Regions from separate parts of the Homo sapiens genome. Here region 2 is linked to region 1. A link is an interaction called in ENCODE POLR2A ChIA-PET data of the cell type or tissue named here. Cell type or tissue: Caco-2. All regions are shown on one strand. Each heading gives the region's core, and the rest is flanking DNA. Links, peaks and the distances in the headings are about the cores only.

Region 1 (5,388 bases), core at 82-5,081:
ATGATTACCACCTACATGGAAGGTAACTTTTTTTTCAGAAAATAGAAATTTGTTAATATTTTTATAATTGAGATGAAATTCACATAACAAAAATCAACCATTATAAACTGAACAATTCAGACCGATTTATTACATTCACGTGTTGTATAATCATGACCTCTATATAGTTGCAAAACATCTTCGTTACCTCGAAATACAACCCTGGACCCATTGTGCAGTTCCTCCATTCTCCCCTCTCTCCAGTCCCTGGCAAATGTTTGTTTTCAGTCTCTATAGATGTACCTATTCTGGATATTTTATATAAATAAAATCATGTAACATGTGACCTTTTCATTCTAGAAAGATAGCCTTTTAATCATTCCCAAGTTTACTTTAGGAAGGTGTCACGTTTGTGTAAGGAAATACATAATCATATGAATTAACTTATCTAAACAAGAATTTATTGAGACCTAGCATTTGCAAAACATCTAGTGTTTTAGGAGCACAAAAAAGACCTATTAATTATCCTTGTACTCAAAGAAGCTACAGTTTAGAAAGTGGGTAGCAGAGAAAAAAGATCGAGAGCCAAATCCAAGAGGCCACTATTTTTTAGCAATCAAAAGAAGCCTGGCTTATAAGGGAAGCTTGGAGCTTTGAGGTCCTCCATAACTCACATCAATACTAGTTAGGATTCGTGGTTGCAAGTTCCAGAAATATAACTGAATTAGTTTAAAACAAAAAGGGGAAATACCAGGTGTGGTGGCTTATGCCTGTATTCCCAGCACTTTGGGAGGCTGAGGCGGGTGGATCACCTGAGGTCGGGAGTTTGAGATCAGCTTGACCAACATGCACAAAGCCTGTCTCTGTTAAAAATACAAAATTAGCCAGGCATGGTGACACATGCCTGTAATCTCAGCTACTTGCGAGGCTGAGGCAGGAGAATCGCTTGAACCCAGGAGTCAGAGGTTGCAGTGAGCCAAGATCATGTCATTGCACTCCAGCCTGGGCAACAAGAGCAAAACTCCATCTCAAAAAAAAAAAAAAATGTGGGAAGGAATATATTATGGAAAAGCAGGGGTGGCTCACAATGCGTGGTAGTAGAAACGGAGCCCAAACTCAAAGGAGAAGCTTAGGAATTTCCCTTTCTCATCTTGATTGCTATCTTAGTCCATTCAGGCTGCTATGACAAAATACCACAGACTGGGTGGCTTATAAACAACAGTAATTTATTTCTCACAGTTCTGGAGGTTAAGAATCCCAGGTCAAGGCATTGCAGATTTGATGTCTGGTGAGCACTCCCTTTTTCATAGATAGCTGTAATTTCACATGGGGTAAGGGACAAGGGGTTTCTCTGGGGTCCCTTTTATAAGGGCACTTATCCCATTAGGGAGGGCTCCACTGTAATGACATAATCATATCCCAGAGGCCCCACCTTCAAATAACATCATCTTGAGGTTACGATTTTAACATATGAATTTTAGGAGGACATAAACATTCAGTCCATTGCAGCTCCTCTATATATTTAAACGTCAATTCATTCTTTGCTCTCTGTTCACGTGGTGGACAAAAGACAGTGATCCCACAGTTTCCAAGTTTATATCTCCTTTCTTCAAAAGAGGCACTATTACATGAGGCTAAGAACAGGCTCCAGAGTCAGACAGAGGTGAGTTTAAATCCTAATTCTACCATCTACAGGCTGTGTGACACTGGGAAAGTCATTTAACCTCTTGGGCCTCAGTTTCCTCTTCAATAATAATACTGATTTCATAAGGTTCTTAAAAATTTAGTTGGAAAACACATATAAAGATCAATGTTCACCACATAAATCTTCAACAAATATTAATTATTTAATATTATGATTAAAGAGGCCATCCCTAAATGAGTGAGTCTTGATAACAAATCCAGATTTCAAAAAAGAGACTCTGATTGATCCAACTTGGGCCAAGTGCTTCCCTCTCCTCTATCAGTAACAGCCAGAGGGTAGAGTCACAGCTGAGAAAGATGGCTAGCACAGACATTCCTGTGGTAGAGACTCAGGAGCCTGTCTGCAACTGAACCCAGGAGAGAAGATACCAGAATCAGAGAGAAGAGGTGCGGAGTGAAAGTCAGGCCCCTAACCTGCTGAGGGGACAGCTGCCCGTGGATCCCAGGCCACAGAAGAAAAAACTTATTTGCGGCTTTTGGGCCTTAGCTAAAGAGACTCTCTCAGTTGATCTTTGGAACTTGTGCTACTGATTTTTAATTTAGTCAATATTGACTAGTTAACCTCCTGGACTTTGAAATCATTGTTTACTCTCTTTTCTATCACTTTAGCTTGTTTGGATTATTCTTTTATTCTCTCTGACCTTTAGTTTCAGATTTTCCTTTATCTTAGTTGTTCTTACCTCATGGTTTGCTTGCTGCCTTCTGCTTTTTTTTTTTTTTTTTTTTTTTTTTTTGGTGGCAGGGAGGGGTTGGGTTCATTTATGTAACCTAGTTTCTTGTATCATTTTATCTTTATTTAACTGTTCTTTTTTATTGTTTTATTGCTACTTTTAAACCTTTTTATTATCTACAATTTTTAGTTTTCTGAAATTCTACCAGTGAAAAGTGAAGAGGAAGGAGTTCAGCTGACAGGATGACCCCTTTGACCCCAAAAGACGGATCGGGGCTCATTTCCATTTCAACCATCCTGTAGGGGCCCCCAGACCCTGATGCTGATCTACAGAAATCTCACAGAAACTCTGCATAATTTAGTTTAGAAAGGTGTTTACAGATCCCCTCGGTTAAGGATTACACATCAGGCTGCTTCTCACCATACTTTGTTTCTGCTTTTCTAGGATAAAGTGCCTCCCTTCAGCAGATTGAGTAGGCGGTGAGTCCTATTCTGGAGAAAAAAGGTTTGTAGCTCTGCCAAAGAATCAGTGAAACAGGATGCAGCATTCCAGATGAAAGAGGCCTTCTCATCACTGTGGAGCTGCAGAGCTCAGCCCTAGGACCTTCTCTTCTCTGTCTTCATTCAGTTATTGATTTCTTAGGTACTATCCACATACTGATGACTCCCAAATCTATATTTTCAGAACACAACCTCTCTCCTGAACTCTATAGTGCTAACCTCCCACTTGACATCTCAATTTCAATGTTCAATAGGCATCTCAAACTTAGCATATCCAAAACTAAATTACTGATCTTTCCCCCTGCTGAACCAGCTCCTCCCAAAGTCTTTCCCATCTCAGATAATAGTAACATCATCTTTCTCTTACAGCCCATATCCAATCAGTCAACAAATTCTATTGGTTCTACTTCAAACCTTGATCACCTCTAACCTGGAATAGTGCAGTAGCTTACTTACTGGTCTCTCTGCTTATATCCCTGCCTCCTACAGTCTACTTATTATACAACAGCTGCAGTGATCCTTTAGAAATATTTATCAGACTGTATTATTCTGCTGAGAACTTTCAATGGTTCCTCATCAGCTGGTTTCCTCGTTCCTCCAACACAATCACGCTCCCTCTATAAAGCCTTTGTATTTGTTCTTCTCTCTTTCTGGAACGCTCTTCTATCAGATATTCACATAGCTTAATCTCTCACTTCTTCAGGTTCATGCTCAAATACCAGTTCATCATCCTGTACAAAATATTAATAGTACCCACTTCATCATTTTATCCCCTTCCTCACTTTATTTTTCTTTATAGTACTTATCACTATCTGCCATACTTGCTTATTATCAGTCTCCCCTAACTAAAATATTAGGTTGGTGCAAAGTAATTGCAGTTTTTCCCACTACTTTCCATGGCAAGAACCACAGTTACCTCTGCACCAACCTAATACAAGCTCCAATAGAAGAAAAGTTACTTTTTTCAATTTTTTTCTTGCTGTATCTCTAATGTCTGTGTCTGTAATGGCATTAGAAAATACTCAATAATTGTTTGAATACACTAAATAATTAAATAAGTGATTTTAATCCTGGTATTATAGTTCAAGCAGCATTTTTTTTTTTTTTTTTTGAGATGGAGTTTCACTCTTGTTGCCCAGGCTGGAGTGCAATGGCACAATCTTGGCTCAATGCAACCTCCGCCTCTTGGGTTCAAGTGATTCTCCCCACTCAGCCTCCTAAGTAGCTGGGACTACAGGCATGCGCCACCATACCTGGCTAATTTTTGTATTTTTAGTAGAGACGGGATTTCGCCATGTTGGTCAGGCTGGTCTTGAACTCCTGACCTCAGGTGATCCACCCACCTTGGCCTCCCAAAGGGCGGAGATTACAAGTGTGAGCCACCATGCCCGGACCTCAAGCAGCATTTTCAAACAGTTTATATAAAAAGAGGGTGCTAAGATGCGGGGAAAAGAAAATTTAAAAAGAAGGTGACAACTGCATCAATCCTTGAATGAACTACCATTGTATGCAGGCACTGTGCCAGATGTCTCTTGTGGGTTATTTCTTTTAATCTTAAATGTTATAAGATAATTGACAATATTGGTTCAGATCTAGTAGATTCTTTGAAACTTATCACTCATTATCTATTATCTTTTCACTCAAGCTGTAGTATTATTCATTGTCAAGAGACATAGACTTTAGAAAATAAACTTGCTGACCAGGAGGGGTGGCTCATGCCTGTAATCCCAACACTTTAGGAGGCTAAGGTGGGTGGATCATTTGAGGTCAGGAGTGTGAGACCAGCCTGGCCAACAAGGTGAAACCCCGTCTCTACTGAAAATACAAAAAAATTAGCCGGGCGTGGTGGCGCATGCTATAATCCCAGCTACTCAGGAGGCTGAGGCACGAGAATTCCTTAAACCCAGGAGGTGGAGGTTGCAGTGAGCCGAGATCCTGCCACTACACTCCAGCCTTGGTGACAGAGTGAGACTCTGTCTCAAAAAAAAAAAAAAAAAGAAAGAAAGAAAGAAAGAAATGTGCTAATCTTAATGTTGTATGCTTTTCCTCCTGCTATAAGGAAAGCAATTATGGCAGGTAAAGGCAAGCTGACCATATTTATCCTAAAGAATTCAAAATAAAATCTAATTCATGAAAAAGGGTACAAAGTATTATGGATAATACAATCAAAGGAGAAATTAACCTCAACATGTACAATCAAGGAAGATCTTACTAGAAGCTAGCACTTGATCTAAGCCTCAAATAATTGACATGCTTTGTAAACTCAGAAGTTTGATACAAGGCAAGTTACAGTGTAAGGAAAGACAAAGAACTCTTAAAAAGCATGGTATGCAAGAAACCTTGTAAGGCAGTCCCCACTGATCTCCACCTCCTCACATTTACGTAGTTGTGTAATATTCTCCACTTGAATATGAGTAGGACCTATGACTTACTCCTAGCCAACAGAATATGGCAAAGGTAGGTGGGATGTCGCTTCCATAATTAGGTTACATGATTGTGACTTCTGTCTTTTTATTTACTTATTTATTTTGAGA
Region 2 (5,388 bases), core at 256-5,255, 140 kb after region 1:
TCCATTTCCGTTTTATTCTTGAACTCTATCATCTGGTGTAAATTTGTTTCCTCATAATTATTCTGGTTCTAATCTTAGTCTCATGTCACTTTGGATTTCACCTCTATTGCTTCAACTCTGTTGCCACAACATCTCCATAGTAACACTTGACCAACAAAAAAGCATCTCAATTTCTCATAAGTCCTATATTCTCCTTTCATCTAATAGACACTTTTAAAAACATTTTTTAAACTTAAAATAGAGTAAAAAAAAAATTGGAGGAATTGCTGGGTCTTATGATAAATCTATTTTTCATTTCTTTAGAAACCTCCATAATGTTTTCCACAATGGCTGCACCAATCTACGTTCCTACCAGCATTGTATTAGGGTTCTCTTTTCTTCACAACTTTACCAACACTTTATTTCTCTTGTCTTTTTGATAATGGCTATTCTAACAGGAGTGAGATGATATTTCAATGTGGTTTTGATTTGCATTTCCCTGATAACCAATGATGTTGAGTACATTTTCATATAATTGTTGGCCATTTTATTTCTTCTTTGGACAAATGTCTATTCATGTATTTTGCCCAAATTTTAATTGAATTATTTGATTTTTTTTACTATTGCACTGTGCAAATTCCTTGTTTTTTGATGTTAACCCCTTATCTAACACATAATTCCCTAATATTTTCTCCCAGTCTGTTGGCTGTTTCATTTTGTTGATTAGCTCCTTTGCTGTGCAGAAGCTTTTTAGTTTTCTGTCATTTCACTTGTTTATTTTTGCTTTTGTTCTCTGTGCTTTTGGTGAGATATCAAAAAAATCCTTGCCAAGGCCAAATCAATAAACTTTTCCCCTATATTTTCTTCTGGGAGCTTTACAGTTTTAGGTCTTATGTTTCATTCTTTAATCTACTTTGAGTTTATTTTTGTGTATGGCATTAGTCAAGTTTCATTCTTTTGCCTGTGGATACCAAGTTTTCCCAACATAATTTACTGAAGGGACTAGCCTTTCCCCCATGGTATCTTCCTGGTGGCCTTGTCAAAAATTAGTTGACCATCTATGTATAGGTTTATTTCTGGGCTCGCTATTCTGTTTCATTGATGTAGGAGTCTGTTTTTATGTCAGTACCATACTGTTTTGATTACTATTTCTTTGTATTATAATTTGGAATCAGAAAGTATGATGCCTCCAACTTTGTTTTTCTTTCTCAAAATTATTTTGGCTACTTGACATCTTTGTGGTTCCATACAAATTTTAGAATGTTTTATATTTCTGTGAAAAATGCATTGGAATTTTGATGGGAATTACATTGAATGCATATATTGCTTCAAATTGTATAGACATTTTAACCATATTGTCTTCCAATTCATAAACATGGGATATCTTTCCAGTTAACTGTGTGTTCTTTAATTTATTTCATCAATGTTTTATAGTTTTCAGTGTGAAGATCTTTCACATCCTTGGTTACATTTATTACTATTTTATTCTTTTGGATGCTATTGTAAATGGGATTATGTTCTTGATTCCTTTTTCAGAGAGACCATTATTTGTGTAAAGACATGCAACTGATTTTTGTATGTTTATTTTGTACCCTGCAACTTTACTGAATTCATTAATCAGTTCTAATGAATTTATTTATTAGTTCTAATAGCTCTAATAGAAAGTAGGAAAGGTGAGATAGTAAGGCCTTGATCAATAATTGAAACAGTGGCCTGTACCAATGGTAAGGTAAGGGACAGAGACGGTGACAACCAAAGTCAAGCAGCAGCATCCTGCCAGGAATTTGATTAGAGAGGATGTGATTGGAGACTCCTAGTTTTGTGGAACTGCTTGAAATCAAGAGGGAATATGGAAATACTGAGACCATATCCTCAGTCTAGAATGCAACTCAAAAGACCACAAGAGTAGGAGATAAAAAATCAGGATTCTAAGAAACCTAGATGGAGACATGTTAATTATCTATTGATATCTAAAAAAAAACCCTCAAGTTACTTATCATCTCTCAGTTACATCTCACAGTTATCACTGTACAGTTATCATCTCACAGCTCTGCATGTCAGAAATCCAAGTGGGCTTCACTGAGTTCTGTGATTAGGACCTCGCAAGACTGAAATCAGTGTTGGTTAGGCTGGGATATTATCTAGAGGTTCTAGAGAAGAATCCACTTTCAAACTCATTCTGGCTATTGGCTGAATTCATTCCTTGTACTTGCAGGACTGAGGTTGCTGGTCTCTTGCTCGCTGTTAGCTGGTATCTGCTCTCAGATTATAAAGGCCACCCATATTCCTTCCATCTTCGAAGCCAACAGTGGTGTGTCAAATGGCCCTGTTGCTTCAAATCTCTTCAACTACCATTATTCCTACTTCAGCCCCACTTGCCACCAGCCAAAGAAAGCTCTCTGCTTTTAAGGGATCATGTGATTGTAATGGGCCCACTGCATAGCCCAGAATAATCCCCCTTATTTCAAGGTCAACTGTGTCATATAACATAATCAAAGACATTTCATCACATTCACAGGTTCTGGGGATTAGGCAGAGCATCTTTGGGGGGCCAATTTAGAAATTCTAACTTTAGAAATCCTATTATAGGACTCTAGCCAAATTCATTCTTGAATTATATAAATTTATATATACTGTGTACTTAGTATAATGTTTTCTATACTGGGTCCTTGCTTTTTCTCAGGTATTGATATGATTTGGCTGTGTCCCCACCCAAATCTCATCTTCATCTTGAATTGTAGTTCCCATAATCCCCACATGTCATGGGAGGGACTAGGCGGAGAAAATTGAATCATGGAGGCTGTTTCCCACATCTTGTTCTCATGATAGTGAGATGGTTCTCACGGGATCTGATGGTTTTTTAAGGGATTTCCTCCTTTAATGGGCACTCATTCTCTCTCCTGCTGCCATGTGAAGAAGGATGTGTTTGCTTCCCCTTCAGCCATTACTGTAAGTTTCCTGAGGCACCCCCCAGCCATGCTGAACTGTGAATCAACTAAACCTCTTTCCTTTATAAATTACCCAGTCTTGGGTATGTCTTGTATGTTTTTATTAGCAACATGAGAACAGACTAATACAAATATAATGTAGCTTGAGAAATCAGAGACGTATGGATTGTGCTGATGAATCTTAGAAAAAGAAAGGTCTTCAGAAGATAATCTTTGAAGTAAGTAAGAAACAATTATCCTCATTTTATACTTAAGTACCCAAACCAAGAGAGTTTAAATGAGTCTTGCTCAAGACCACATGGCTCCTGGTGGCAAAAATAGAGCAGAATCTTATCTGTTGCTCTTCACAGCCTCAACATGTTTAAACAAGTGCTTGTTCCCGAAGCTGTTAGAAATCTTTAAAAGCATCTCTAATTGTTTAGCTGCTAGGTTTCTCCATTCAAGAATAAATCAGCATCTCTTGCAGCAAGGCCAAAGATTCAGGATTTCAAGAGTCTTTCCTACTGTTAGTCATTAAGAGCCCAGTTAGGAATCAAATATGCACTTAAATTTAGGTAAAACATGCATGGATTTTGCAGGCAGAGAGCTTGAGTTTCGATCTACCTTACTTTGGGCAAGTTTCTTCACCTCTCTTCATCTGGAAAATGGATGCAATACTAGTACCAATCTCACAGAGCTACTCTGAGGAGTAATTGAAATAGTGCATGCAAATTGTTCACTTACCGTAGTGACAAGACTATATATGTTTTCTGTTTTTTGTTTTTTGTTTTACTAGACCTCCACACGGATTTCTGATGATAGCAGCTGGATTAGCTATTCTCTCTCTCTGGCTATTTCTCATTTCTGCAGCTACTTGACTGAGGGAATGGCCCCACTCTTTTTTCCTGCTCCCTTGGTGTCAGGCTAATTGAATAAAAATAGGAATCTACAAATTAAAAGTCTCACACATGCTGCTATAGCAACGCTCTCTCTCCCATTCCTCTGATTACATGCATCCATCCTCTTGTAGGCTTAAGACAAATGTAATAGTGATTTGCAAGGGCTCTAGGGTCAAACTAGGGTGACCAACTGCTCCAGTTTGCCCAGGCTAAGGAGTTTTCAGGGACATGGAACTTTAAAGGCAAAAACCAGGATTGTCCCAGGAAAACAAAACAAAACAAAAAAAAAACAAACAAAAATCCAAGATGTTGTTCACCCTCTATCAGACTGCCTAGGTTCTATCTTTGGGACCTTAGGCAAGTTACCGACCTTGCTGTACCTCCATTTCCTCATCTGAATATAGATTATAACATCTTTCCTTATAAAGTTTTTTTTTTAAGAGTAAATGAATTATATAGAGAGTGCTCAGAATAGTACCTAGAATGTAACAAGCACTCAATACATGTTGGTTAGTATTACAATTACTAATCACTACAGGAAAACATGGAGTAATAAAACTAACACACAAGGACATGATGGAGGATCTAGAATCTTATAAAGTCCTTAGAGCCCAAGAGTGAAGCATCTAGGAAGGATTATCCACCCCAACAATCCCCCACCCTGCCATCATCGGGTCATGATCCTTCTCTGGGAGATCATGAAACCAAACAAAAATAATAATATACTATGACCTCAAGAAAGTATAATAAGAGAAATACAAATTGCACTACCTTGAGCTAATTTATTTGACTAATCAAAACAAAACAAAGCAAACAAACAAAAAAGCCCCAAACAGAAGTTTGAAAATGCTCAGTTACTAAAGCTGCAAAGAAATAGACACTCTCACACTGCACTAGAAGGCAGGCAAAATGGCCAGCCCCCATGGAAGGGTATCTGGCAATATCTACCAAAATTACAGATGCATTTGAACCACAATGCTACTCCTGGGAATCTATCCCACAGTTACTGTTACCTATGTATCACAGCATAGATGGTTAAAGATATCAACTAGAGAACTGTTTCTTATAGCAAAAACTGGAAATGACCTCCAAAAATAGGGGACTGGTCAAAAGAACTATGGTGTATCTGTATAACTGAATATGGTACACAAATAAAAAAAGAATGAAGAAGCTCTCTATGTATCAATATGGCAAGATCTCCAAAATATATTGTTCAATAATGAAAAAGCTTGGTGCAAAATAGTGTAATATGCTATCTTTTCTGAAAAAAGAGAGGAGGAAATAAGAATGTATATGTATGCTTGTACATGCAATAAGAAACACTGCAGCTGGACACAATGGTGTGCACCTGTAGTCCTCAGCTACTCAGGAGGCTGAGGCCAGAGGATCACTGAGTCCAGCAGCTCAAGGCTGTAGTGCACTATGGAGGCACCTGTGAATAGCCACTTCGCTCCAGCCCAGGCAACGTCATGAGACCCTGTCTCGAAAATAAAATAAAAAACACTGGAAAAATAGCAAGAGACTAATTGAAATTACTTATTAAGGGCAGAAAGAAACTGGGTAGATGAAGAGCAAGGTGGGAG

The links. Peaks named below come from ENCODE experiments on the same cell type or tissue, not always from the same donor. Only the 100,000 strongest peaks of a DNase experiment are listed, where the experiment ranks them.
Region 2: POLR2A ChIA-PET joins it to region 1 with 17 read pairs; 5 of 35 experiments call an interaction of 5 or more read pairs at or near these places.

Annotation. Positions count from the first base shown.
Region 1 is chr12:75,664,265-75,669,652 of GRCh38, forward strand. The region is part of intron 6 of LOC105369844 (a long non-coding RNA gene); the gene reads right to left. Among named protein-coding and RNA genes, the nearest start is that of KRR1, 160 kb to the left of the region's middle. In Caco-2, for the core only: no CTCF peak of the experiment used is centred there; DNase peaks (open chromatin) are centred at 2,037 and 2,647.
Region 2 is chr12:75,806,074-75,811,461 of GRCh38, forward strand. The region is part of intron 1 of LOC105369844 (a long non-coding RNA gene); the gene reads right to left. Among named protein-coding and RNA genes, the nearest start is that of PHLDA1-AS1, 220 kb to the right of the region's middle. In Caco-2, for the core only: no CTCF peak of the experiment used is centred there; no DNase peak of the experiment used is centred there.